Regions from separate parts of the Homo sapiens genome. Here region 1 is linked to region 2. Evidence: chromatin contacts called from ENCODE Hi-C or POLR2A ChIA-PET data. All regions are on one chromosome and are shown on one strand. The core of a region is the stretch at or near the end of the contact, and the rest is flanking DNA. Distances in the headings are between cores, read along the strand shown. Region 1 holds the start of RTN4RL1-AS1 (RTN4RL1 antisense RNA 1). Region 2 overlaps SERPINF2 (serpin family F member 2).

Evidence for each region. Hi-C counts contacts between places; a loop is a spot of excess contacts on that map. ChIA-PET counts read pairs that join two places held with the same protein, here RNA polymerase II (POLR2A). Pooled maps may share reads with other maps.
Region 1: a loop to region 2 is called in a pooled map, with 2.3 times the contacts of the local background. The contact joins the promoter of RTN4RL1-AS1 here to the enhancer-like site in region 2. A Hi-C loop is called at or near these places in 1 of 50 pooled maps. POLR2A ChIA-PET finds 5 or more read pairs at or near these places in 3 of 52 experiments (CD8-positive, alpha-beta memory T cell, WTC11 and activated naive CD8-positive, alpha-beta T cell).

What each region holds. Positions count from the first base shown.
Region 1 is chr17:2,015,302-2,021,156 of GRCh38, reverse strand. It overlaps RTN4RL1-AS1 (RTN4RL1 antisense RNA 1), which reads right to left and starts at 3,441. Exons shown (of 2, transcript NR_135642.1): 1 at 3,050-3,441; 2 at 451-1,972. The region is part of intron 1 of RTN4RL1 (reticulon 4 receptor like 1); the gene reads left to right. All of the region lies in intron 1 of LOC105371486 (a long non-coding RNA gene), which reads left to right. RefSeq lists an enhancer at 2,735-2,844.
Region 2 is chr17:1,750,882-1,756,085 of GRCh38, reverse strand. SERPINF2 (serpin family F member 2) reads right to left here. Exons shown (of 10, transcript NM_000934.4): 9 at 3,296-3,500; 10 at 821-1,964. The coding sequence ends at 1,552. Among named protein-coding and RNA genes, the nearest start is that of SERPINF1, 8.6 kb to the left of the region's middle. RefSeq lists an enhancer at 3,256-3,816. Within about 2 kb of position 3,310, at least 14 of the 41 ENCODE cell types and tissues checked have a DNase peak (open chromatin) inside an H3K27ac peak, as active enhancers do.

The DNA.
Region 1 (5,855 bases), core at 2,192-4,691, 260 kb before region 2:
AAAGGACTCTACTGGCCACAGCCCCACCTCTGTGAACTAGAACAACCCCAGTGGGACCAAGCTGCTGACAGTGCTGGTAGCTGAAGGCTTCAGCAGCTGCCCTCCCTGCTTCTCCATCTCGTGGCCTAGCCGGCAAAACCAGGGATATTAAAAGCAAGCCTCTGGTTAAGAGGTGAGAGGCAGCAGGGCAAGCGAGGCCCCAAGCCACCCGGCAACATCCAGGAAGGAAGGGCGGCCCGCTGGGGGGTTTGCTTTGCCAGAAGTGGCCTCTACTTAAGGTCGGGACCCGTGGCTTTCCTGTGTAGAGCTATGAAAACAGAATGCAAATCCAGAGCCTCTGGGCTAATACAGAACCTTTCCTTAAAGTTTTTGTCTTGTTAAGCAAGAAAATAGAGTGCCAAATAGGCTTTGTTAAGTGGCAGTCTAATTAATAATTTAAAATCTTATAACTGTCTTTCATTAGACTTTATCTGTACATCAACCACAAAATCAGTCAAACACACTCATTTATAAGTTAATGCCATCCCTGAATAATTCAGCGAGAGCTAGATTAAGGCCTGCAACCCAGTACGATGCATTTGGTTCCCTTGGTTTCCACGGGCAGATGGGCTGGTCTGGTGGCGGATTTGGGCTTCTCTTTTGTGGGAAGAAGGGAAGGCAAAGGGAAGGAGGGACCGTGGTGGCATCAGATGGTTGCTTCACTTGAATCCACAGCTCCTCTAGGTGTTTGGAGAGTCTTCAAGTGTCCAGATGTGGGCAGGCTACATCTCTGCCTCTCTCTGGGGGCAACCAAGACTTGGAGCTATAGTAATGTAGCTGCCCTTAACCCCAGTGGCGAGAGTGAGAGAAGAGCGTTCCCTGCACGGCCAAGATACTCTTTTCTGCTGCAGAGGAAGTATAGAGGGGAGATAGAAGAACCCTTATCAAGGAGGCTGAGCTGTGAGACTTTTTAGCCCAAATCCAGGTGCAGAAGTCAAATTTCGGCCTTCCCAGCCCATTTCTGTCCCAGTCAAGGCATGTAGCCTGGTGGAACCAATCTCACCAAAACAGCTTCTCTCCTTAGGAGCTTCTGGGCTGCTGCGCTCCTCAAAGCTCCGGGTCCTTATGCCAGAAAAAAGACGTCAAGAGGAGAGATTTTAGGGGAGCGCCCTGACAGAGAGGAGAGGCAGAGCGAGTTGCTAAGTAAAGCCCATGCATGCATTTTCTCACCAGCATGCCAGAATAACAGCAAGGACAGCAGAGGGATGTTCCCTGTGAGCTCAGACAACATAGAAAATGTGTTTTGGTTCGGTTCCCACCATGCCAGCATGGGAAACAATTCCTTACTGCAGAGTGTTCAGGTCCATTTTCTACAGGGAAACTGTTCATGACCCAAACTCCCAGCACGAGCCCTCGTTCCTCCACAGTAGGAGTGAACTTCAGAGTTTCTGGCCTCCGCCTCAGCTTGCGGACCTGGAGCCCTCTGGGCGGTTACATGGCTCTGTTGATGGAGACCAGGTAGAGACCCGGAGCAGACACGCTGTCCATGCCAGGAGAGCTTCTTGGCCGAGTTTGAGAAGAAGTCTCAGGAGGAAAAGGCAGGGGAAGGGGTAGGTGTTTGCCCCTGGCCAGTGGTGGAGTTGAAAGCAGATGGCATCAAAGAGGGGGAGTTGTGTGGGGCGAATCCAACTCCAAGCTCTGGCCGTGTCTTTGGGATGAGGCTTTAAAAAGGACAGAGCGGTTCACTTGCTGGAGATGAGAAGGAGGGCCAGGCGTCGTGAAGGATGTCGAGAGCAGAACTGCCTGGTACCATCTGCAGTGAAGTAGTGGTTAAGGTTAAAGCAGAGAGGAGATGACAGGGAGGGAACAGATGGCCGAGGCAGCAAAATAGCTGGCGAAACGGGAACGGAGCCTCCAGGGACGGCAGAAGCCAGGACCTCCACGCAGAGTGCCGAAAGCAGCCCTTTCCTCGGGGTGCAGTGGCCGGACCTCCCTGGGCAGAAATGAGACAGAGAGAGGAGTTGGGAAGGGACCCTAGCGTGAGGGCCCCCCCCAAGGCCTGGAGAAGACTGAGGGAACCATCAGCTCCAAGGCTAGGGCTGCAGGAGCAGAGGGGCCTCCAGGGATGTCGAGGAACTGGAGAGAGGAGCCCGCTGACTTGGTGTCCATCACTAGAATGAGTCCCAGCCACCTCGGGCTTCACAGAGCATGCCCAGCCAAGCCTGCTGGGAGGAGACATGGATGCTAGCTGGAAACAGGCAGCAGGCAATAACCTGCTCTTCCCCACCTGCCCGTCACTGTCCACATGCTGCCAATAGCCGCTTGTGTTTACTGAGCACTTGTTACAGCCTCACTGAGTGTGCTCCACGCCTTATCTCATGCCACCTCCACCCCCACCCTGCAGGATCCGTCTGTGCTCATTCCTCCGTGTCAGATGAGGAAACTGAGGCATAGCTAGCTGGAGTCCCTTTCCCTGGGCCACCCAGCCGGCGCACTGCTGAGTCAGGATGCAGCCCCCGCTCTGTCTGTCAAGCCCACCGTCTCCCTTGCCCTCTGGACCTCTGTGCTCCACTGTCTCACGTGCCCATCTGTCTTGATTTCTCTGACATTTGTTTTGTGGGGCGCTGGGCGCTGCTGATTCATTTCTGGCTTCTCGCAGAGCTTGCTGGTGGTTCCTATGCACTCCCCTCTGCGGTTCCTCAGGAGCCTCTCTGGCTGGGATCTGGGACTCCTGGGGCCTGAGCTGCTGTCTCATATGTCCTCTCCTACTCCCTCTCCCCCGGTGTCTGGAAGACACAGTCCTCACCTCTGTCTCCTGCCCTGGTTTCTTCCTTGGGGACAGAGATGGGACAGTGGGCCAGGAACCCTCCTGCCTGCTTTCACGCCCCTGAGGAGGGCCCAGGGCCATGGATTATTGGGGGGCTGTGCTCTGCTTGGGATCTCAGCCCTCCCCATGGTTTGCTCTCCCTGGCTTCCCTCCAGGGTGACCTGATGGACTTGCTAGCACAGCCCCGGAACACACTGGCTCCACCACCTATACCTGCCCCTCTTGCCTTGTAGTGCTCCCTACCTCCTGGGGGGCCTTCCCGCAGCCCAGCCCTAGCCTGCCAGGCAGGATGGCAGCTGCAGGGCTCAGCTGTCCTCCAGAAAGGGCTTCTCCTGTCCCCTTCCAGCCACGGTTGAGTCCCAGAGAGGTCAGTTCTCCCCGTGATTCTTTAGGAAAAGAAAGAAGATGAAACAAGGCAGAGAGTCTAGCTGATCTTAGGGTGCAGGAGCGTGGAATCCCGCTTCAGAGTGGAGGCCTCCTCCGCTGTGGTGAGGCTCGTGCTTCCGAACCTGTGATCACTGTCTAACCAGTCAGCGAAGCGTGGAAACGAAACTGCAAACAGCCCCTGCTATCTGATTCAGGAGAGTCGCTCTGGAGACCTCTGTGCTGGCACAGCAAAAGAGTTGGTACCATAGTGTGTGTGCGTGTGTGTGTGTGTGTGTGTGTGTATGTACAGAAACACACCTGGCAAAGCATGCAACAGGCTCCCTGTAGTGTGTGTGGCAGAGGTCACTGTTGCAGAGCAGGACACCCTAGTGCACCAGAGCCTCTGCTGGCACCCACACCATTGGTCCACTGGCAGGGCTCGGTGCCGTGGCACGATGGTGAGCCAGTCAGTGGGGGCAGGGGCTCCCAGGAGTGGGCAGGCCAGCGCTGTGTGTGCCACATGTCAGGAACAACACTTGCTGAGTGGGTGTGTGGCTCGCCCTCACAGGGGGTGGGTGGGCACGACTCGTGACATGTCTGCCAGGGGACAGACCACTGCAGCCCCCAGCGATGGGCCACTTGGCAGCTCACTGAGTTGATTCCAGAGGGTAGTGGCATCATGGTGACAACTACGTGAGCAAGGGTCTTTCCCAAATCAGGACAAAAGCTGGGCTCCCAACTTTCAGCCCACTGAGGTGGTAGAAAGTTTGCTTCTGCCTCCAAAATCATCCCCACAGGATTTGCTATCTCTTTCTGGGCACCAGGACCAGCACGCAGTGAAGGGGGCCTTTACATATGCTTATGTTGAGAGATTCATGAGGCCCTGGGGGGAAATTGGCATTCTTCTGACCATGATTTATTTATACGGCGATAGGATGATGGGGATATGGAGGCTAAGGTGACTCCATGAGTGAGAAGCGCACAAGGCAAGAAGCCTTGCTCTGCATTTGACATTTAGTGGGGTGACTCCTACCAGGGAGCTGCTTTTCCTTTTAGAAGGTTTTGCCTTTAATGTTCTATTCATGGGCTTGTCTGAGCAAGCTGGGAGAAGGAAGGAGCACGTGTGGAGGTGGGCCTGGGGTCTACAGCTGGCCAGCCTCAGGGGAGGCAGGGCCGAGGGAGGTCACTTGATGGCCAGTGAGGGGCACCTGGGCAGGCCGGACGCTGGGGACAATGGCTATGCTCTGGCGCTGCAGCCCGGCCTCCCGCCTGCCCGCCTGCTGCCGCCTGTCGCTGGCATGTGCCGCATGCCACACGCTGCGTCTCTCTGTCTCTCATCACACGCTGCCAGACTCCGTCTCTCACCGCAGCCCTGTATGCAACCCTGGCTTTGCCCTTGTCACGGCCCTTTCCTTTCCAGGAACTGTGGGGCTGTGGAAAGACCAACGGAGCTGGCACCCTGGGGCTGTGTTCGGTCAGCTCTGGGGCGGACTCAGTAGAACCCCAGACATGTCTCCTCATCTCTGGGCCTCAGTTTACCCATCTGTAATATGACTAGATCAATGGTCTTTCAAAGTTTTTTTTTGTTTTTTGTTTTTGTTTTTGAGATGGAGTCTTGCTGTGTCACCCAGGCTGGAGTGCAGTGGTGTGATCTTGGCTCACTGCAAATTCTGCCTCCTGGGTTCAAGTGATTCTCCTGCCTCAGCCTCCCAAGTAGCTGGGATTACAGGCACCTGCCACCACAACTGGCTAATTTTTGTATTTTTAGTAGAAACGGGGTTTCACTATGTTGGCCAGGCTGGTCTTGAACTCCTAACCTCAGGTGATCCTCCCAACTCGGCCTCCCAAAGTGCTGGGATTACAGGCATGAGCCACCGCGCCCGGCCTTCAAAGGTTTTTCAATAGCAGGAGTTTCTTCAAATGGTACCTAATGTCAGAGCCCAGGGCAGGGGGGCCATGATCAGAGCCAGACCCAGGGGGAAGGGCTTCCTCCCTTGGCCTCGGTGCCACCCTGGCCGCCCCTCCAGCTTGGAGGCTCTGGAGTCCCCTGTGGTCCCTCCTAGCAGGATATAGGAAGCCACTGGGTGTGCTGAGCGTTGCCTGTTAACAAGGAGGACTGTCCGCTGTCCACAGGGCGAGGGGTTTGAGTTCTGTCACCTGCGGCTGATGGGGTGTTGCATCCCCTCCTTTCGGACCCCTTGCGGCCGCTCGGCTCTCTCTGCCCGGATCAAGGAAGGGGTTGTCCACACTTGGAGACTCCTTATTCTCACCTCTCACTCCTCAAGCCAGACCCTGCTTTTTCCCTGGCATCCACAGTCACTGCTCTGGCTTGACACTAAACCCGACAGACCTTTTCCTTATCTCCTTGACCTTCTGGGGCATCGGCCCTGTTGGCCGTCCTGCTTCCCCGGCTTCCCTGATGGCAGCCTCCATGGTTCTGCGGCTGCCCCTCTCGGCCGTCTTGGCCAGCTTCCCTCCTCTTGCCACCTCTCCAATGTGGCACCTCCCCGGGCAGCGCCATGCTTGGCTCTGGGGGCTTTCAGCACGGCCGTGGCTGCAGTGGCCGGCCATTGACTGACTCCCCAGATATCCCGTCTCCAGCCTCTGATGTCCAGAGCCACCTGCCCACCGACCCCCAGTGCCCTCATTGGTGGCCTCAAAGGCCTCTCAAACCCGGCGTGTC
Region 2 (5,204 bases), core at 2,061-4,560:
CGTGTCACCTTCTCACAAGGCTTTTCCTCCCAGCCCCGCCCCCTCCCCCACTTCACTTTCACCATTGCTCTCCGGCAGCTCATCCTCGGACAGACCATGTATTTCCCTTTGTTGATTTACTATCTCTCTCTCCACACGGCTCGTTTGCAAGAAGCAAGACTCCATGCCAGGCCTCTCTGACTTCCAGGGGCTTGCTCTTAACCGCTGCACATTAGGGCTCCAGGTGGCCGCTGCCACGTGGACCCCCTGCACCTCCAGCAGGGAAGCGTGCCCACCCACATGGTCACCCACGCTGCCCCAGCTCCTGGGCTCTGGCACAGAGGAAGGTGTCAGCCCTGTGCCAAGGTTTCCCCACCTGCTTCCCCCAAATCCTCAGGCACTGACTGTCTCCAGCTGGAGCTGGGTACTCCCGGCAGCCTGCCCCCGGCTGGCGGGCACCAGCTCCTGGCAGAGGGGCTGGTGTGTAATTAGAAGCTCCACAAACTCCCTAATTGCCAGTTCTTCTCCCAAACCAGGAGGCTGGCGCTGTTCTGAGCCGCCCTGTTGCCGGCTGCCTGAGGCATAGAGAGAAGAAGAAGCCAGGAGCAGAGCCAGGCTGGCGTGGAGGTGTCCCGGGGGAGGGCTGGCGAGGTCAGAGGGGACCACGGGGTGGAGGATGCCTGGCGAGCGGCCAGAGGCCAAACGTGGCACTGCGCGGGCTGCCACCCCTGCTGGGCCCAGGGTTCCTCAGCACAGTCCACCCTGCGGCCGCCTCCCTGCCTTCCCCACCATCCTCACTTGTCCCCACCCATGCCCAGAACGGTGACATCAAACCAGCCAGGCCCATTCATTCTTTATTCAGGTGGCATAAAAATCACTACAAAAACCTTACAAAAGAGCCTTAAGGAGCTCATGGGATCCTTCCCTGCCTCGGTTCCTGAGCTCCCGGGCAGAGGAGGGAGACAGGAGAGGAAGGAAGGGAAATGCTGGCAGTGTTGGGATCTCGAGGAGCCGTGGGAAGTCTGGCGTGACAAGGCACAGGGGGTAGGATGGAGGCTGATGGACTCTCGGCAGGTTAGGCCACAGCCAGGCTGTGCCAGACACGAGTTCCACGCGGGGCTGAGGACAACGCTTCGCCTCCCGAGCCACCACCAGGGCCCGTCTCTCCCCACCCTAGCCTAGGTGTCCCGGGACAAGTCCAAAGGCAGCCCTCTCCCCCTCCCTTTTTCTCTGGTAAACAAAAGTCGGGGTGTCCCAGCTGACGTGGGGAGCAGCTAACCTGTCTCCTGGCAGAACTAGAAGCACCTCCCTCCTGCCCAGGCCCCGGTGCAGGACACCCTCTGAGCCTGTTTGGAAGAAAGATGAGGGTCAGGCTCCCGGCTCCCCGATGCCTGCCCTCCTCCCAGCCGCGCCCCCCCCCCACCCTAAACTCCCCAAGAGGTGTTGGGAAAGAATGGCCTCTCTCAGACTGCCCCCGGCCCCTGCCCCAGTGCCACAAAGCCGGTTGGAAAGAGTCACATGAGTGGAGAGGCTGGTCCAGGCAGGGACTCTGGATGCCACAGCCACGGCCCCTCACTTGGGGCTGCCAAACTGGGGGTAATCCTCCTCCATGGGGGGCACAAGTTTTAAGTCAGGGCCGAAAAGCTTGTCTCCGCGGGGGAAGCCTTTCAGGCTCTGGAGGAAGTCCTTGTTGCCCGGGGAATCCTGCTGTTCCTTGAGCTCCCGCGGTGCACTGGGGTTGGGGTTCCTCACGCTGCCCACGAAGAGGGGAAGGCCTGTGGTGTCCTCGAAGATGAAGAAGAGGAAGGGGCGGTTCACGCTGAAGGAGGACAGGGACATGCGGGACATGGCAATGCTGGTGGCCGCCGCCGCCTCCACGCCGACCTCGCTGAGCTCCAGGGTGGACTGATGCTGCACGCCGGACACCACCAGGCTCTGCTCGGAGATCCCACGCAGGTCTGGGGCCTGGAACAACTCCTGCAGGCCTGCCCAGGGCCAGAGATGGCTGGTCAGAGCTGCCCTTGGCCTCACAGGCTCCTGGAGCTGCTTGGGAGGGTGTCTGAGATCCTGGCCAGGGAACAGCTTGAACTCACAGATACCTGCTTCATTCCTATCCGGTTTCCAAGACTCAGCTTAAACACCACCTCCTCCAGGAAGCCTTCCCTGATCCCCAGCTCTAAAGTCCAACCAAGGTACATTTTCAGTGTTCTCCCAGGTGAGCTGGAGAGAAGCCCTCTCTGTCTTATCGCTTATGCTGTAGTAAGTATGTGATTGCTCGTCTGCCCACCCCATTAGACTCAGCTGTTTGTACATGGTGGGCTCCCGGTACCTGGTACAGTGCCTGGAATACAGCAGCTGCTTAGCAAATGGCTGAAGGATAGATGCTTTATTTATTTATTTTAGTTATTATAATTTTTTTTTGAGATGGAGTCTCACTCTGTCATCCAGGCTGGAGTACAGTGGCGTGATCTCGGCTCACTGCAACCTCCTCCTCCCAGGTTCAAGCAATTCTCCTGCCTCAGCCTCCCAAGTAGCTGGGATTATGGGCATGCGCCACCACGCCCGGCTAATTTTTGTATTTTTAGTGGAGACGGGTTTGGCCATGTTGGCCAGGCTGGTCTCAAACTCATGACCTCAGGTGATCCACCCTCTTTGGCCTCCCAAAGTGCTAGGATTACAGACGTGAGCCACCATGCCCGGCCTTTATTTTTATTTTTGAGACAAGGTCTTAGTTCTTTTGCTGAGGCTGGAGTGCAGTGGCACAATTATGGCTCACTGCAGCCTCAGCCACCTGGGGTCAAGAGGGCCTCCCACCTCAACCTCCCCAGTAGCATGCACCACACCTGGCTAATTTTTGTATTTTTTGTAGGGACGGAGTTTCAATGTGTTGCACAGGCTGGTGTCGGACTCCCGGGCTCAAGCAATCCACCCACTTCAGCTTCCCAACGTGCTGGGATTACAGGCATGAGCCACTCCACCCAGCATTTCTTTAACAGTGTGACACCCCAGCTTCTCCTCCTTCCCCTTCCAGGGAAGCCAGCGAGGCTCACATGCCATCCCAGGCTCTCTACCCAGACTCTCCTTGCAATGCGAGGTCTTGGGCAGCAAAGCAGAGCCCCATTCCCCGGGCCACCCCAACTTCCTCTAGGACAGAGGGTCTGGGGGCTCATATTCAACCCTCTCCCCGCTCCCGAAGCCCTGGAAAAGAGCAGGACACAGGACAGCTCTGACTCAGCTCCACTGCCAGCCAGACGCTTCCTCCTTACCCGCCCTGCCCAGCCTGACCTCGGGGGCTCGCCCGCACCCTCCTCCTTACCCAGCTGGCTGAGGGTGGCCACCAGGTCCATTTGGTGTTTCAGATACAGCTTAGGCAGCCGGACCTTGGTGGGCCTCTCCCACACCAGAGGTGGGTGCAGGGTGTCCCAACTCAGGTTGGCCAGTACCTGGGACACGTTCCATTCAAAGTGGGTGGGTACAAGGACCACAAAGCTCATGTTGTTCTTAAAGGGGAAATGAGCCACCTACAGAAAAGGGAAGGGAAGAGCATGAGGACAGAAAGCCCCGAAGCTAAGTGGGGGTGGGGCCAGCAGGTGCTCCTAAGGCAGACAATGGGGCTCCTGGCCATCCTGCCAGGCGTGTGACTGACCCCACTGCTCCTCCACTTCCTCACAGTGGGGTGGAGTCATACTACCTGTCCCACTGCAGGCGGACACGTAACCGAATGAGATGCTTTTAAAGTTTCTAGCAGTGTGGCCGGGCATGGGGGCTCACGCCTGTAATCCTAGCACTTTGGGAGGCCGAGGCAGGCAGATCACCTGAGGTCAGGAGTTCAAGACCAGCCTGACCAACATGGCAAAACCTCATCTCTACTAAAAATACAAAAATGAGCTGGGCTTCTGTGGTGACGGGCGCTTGTAATCGCAGCAACTCGGGAGGCTGAGGCAGGAGAATTGCTTGAACCCGGGAGGCAGAGGTTGCCATGAGCCAAGATCAAGCCACTGCACTCCAGCCTGGGGGACAGGAGTAAAAATCCGTCTCAAAAAAAGAAAAAAAACAACATTGTAGCAGTGTCCGCTGTCACAGACGGTGCTCAATAATACCTGGTGGTTTTCTCTCTTCACCGGCTACCAGCTGGCCGTGTGACCCGGCGTAAGGAATCGCCTGTCTTTGTCTCAGCTTCTCCAGATGTACCACAGACAGGGTCACTGGCTGTCATACCACAGCTGGGTTCTGTGGGTGAGCCACTGCCGAGTGCTGCCCGCCCCACCCTCCCACACCTCCCTCTTGTGACTTTGCCAGCTGTGTAAATATATTGTGATTTGGCTTAAGATTTCTTTTTTTTTCTTTTCTTTTGAGTTGGAGTCTCGCACTGTCGCCCAGGCTGGAGTGCAGTGGCGCAATCTCGGCTCACCGCAACCTCCGCCTCGTGGATTCACGCCATTCTTCTGCCTCAGCCTCCCGAGTAGCTGGGATTACAGGTGCCCGCCACTACGCCCGGCTAATTTTTTGTATTTTTAGAAGAGATGGGGTTTCACCGTGTTAGCCAGGATGGTCTCAATCTCCTGACCTCGTGATCCACCTGCCTTGGCCTCCCAAAGTGCTGGGATTACAGGCATGAGCCTGTAAACCACACCCAGCCTCTTTTTTTTTTTTTTTCAAGACAGAGTTTCACTCTTATTGTCCAGGCTGGAGTGCAGTGGCATGATCTTGGCTCACTGCAACCTCTGCCACCCGGGTTCAAGTGATTCTCCTGCCTCAGCCTCCCGAGTAGCTGGGACTACAGGCGCTCACCATCTCACCTGGCCAATTGATGTATTTTTAGTAGAGACGGGGTTTCACCATGTGGGCCAGGCTGGTCTCAAACTCCAGACCTCAGGTGATCCACCTGCCTCAGCCTCCCACAGTGCTGGGATTACAGGCGTGAGCCACCGTGCCCAGCCATTAAGATTTGATTTGAAGGGATTCTGCAGCAAAAGCAGTGTGGACACCACAGGGCTCGAGGGCCTCCTGCAGCTGTGACTCCTTGGGTTCCAGGCAGAGTACCCGTGTGGAGAACCCCTGCCCGTGGGAGGATAAGCCCCGGGTTCTGGCTGTTTGGGCCTGTCTGCAGAGGGCCTGAGGACAAGAAAGGCTGACGGGGCCTAAGGAAAGGAGACGAAGGATGAAGGAAGAGTACGCAGGACACAGCCTGGAGGAAAGGGGAAGCAGGAAAGGGGAGCCTCGGG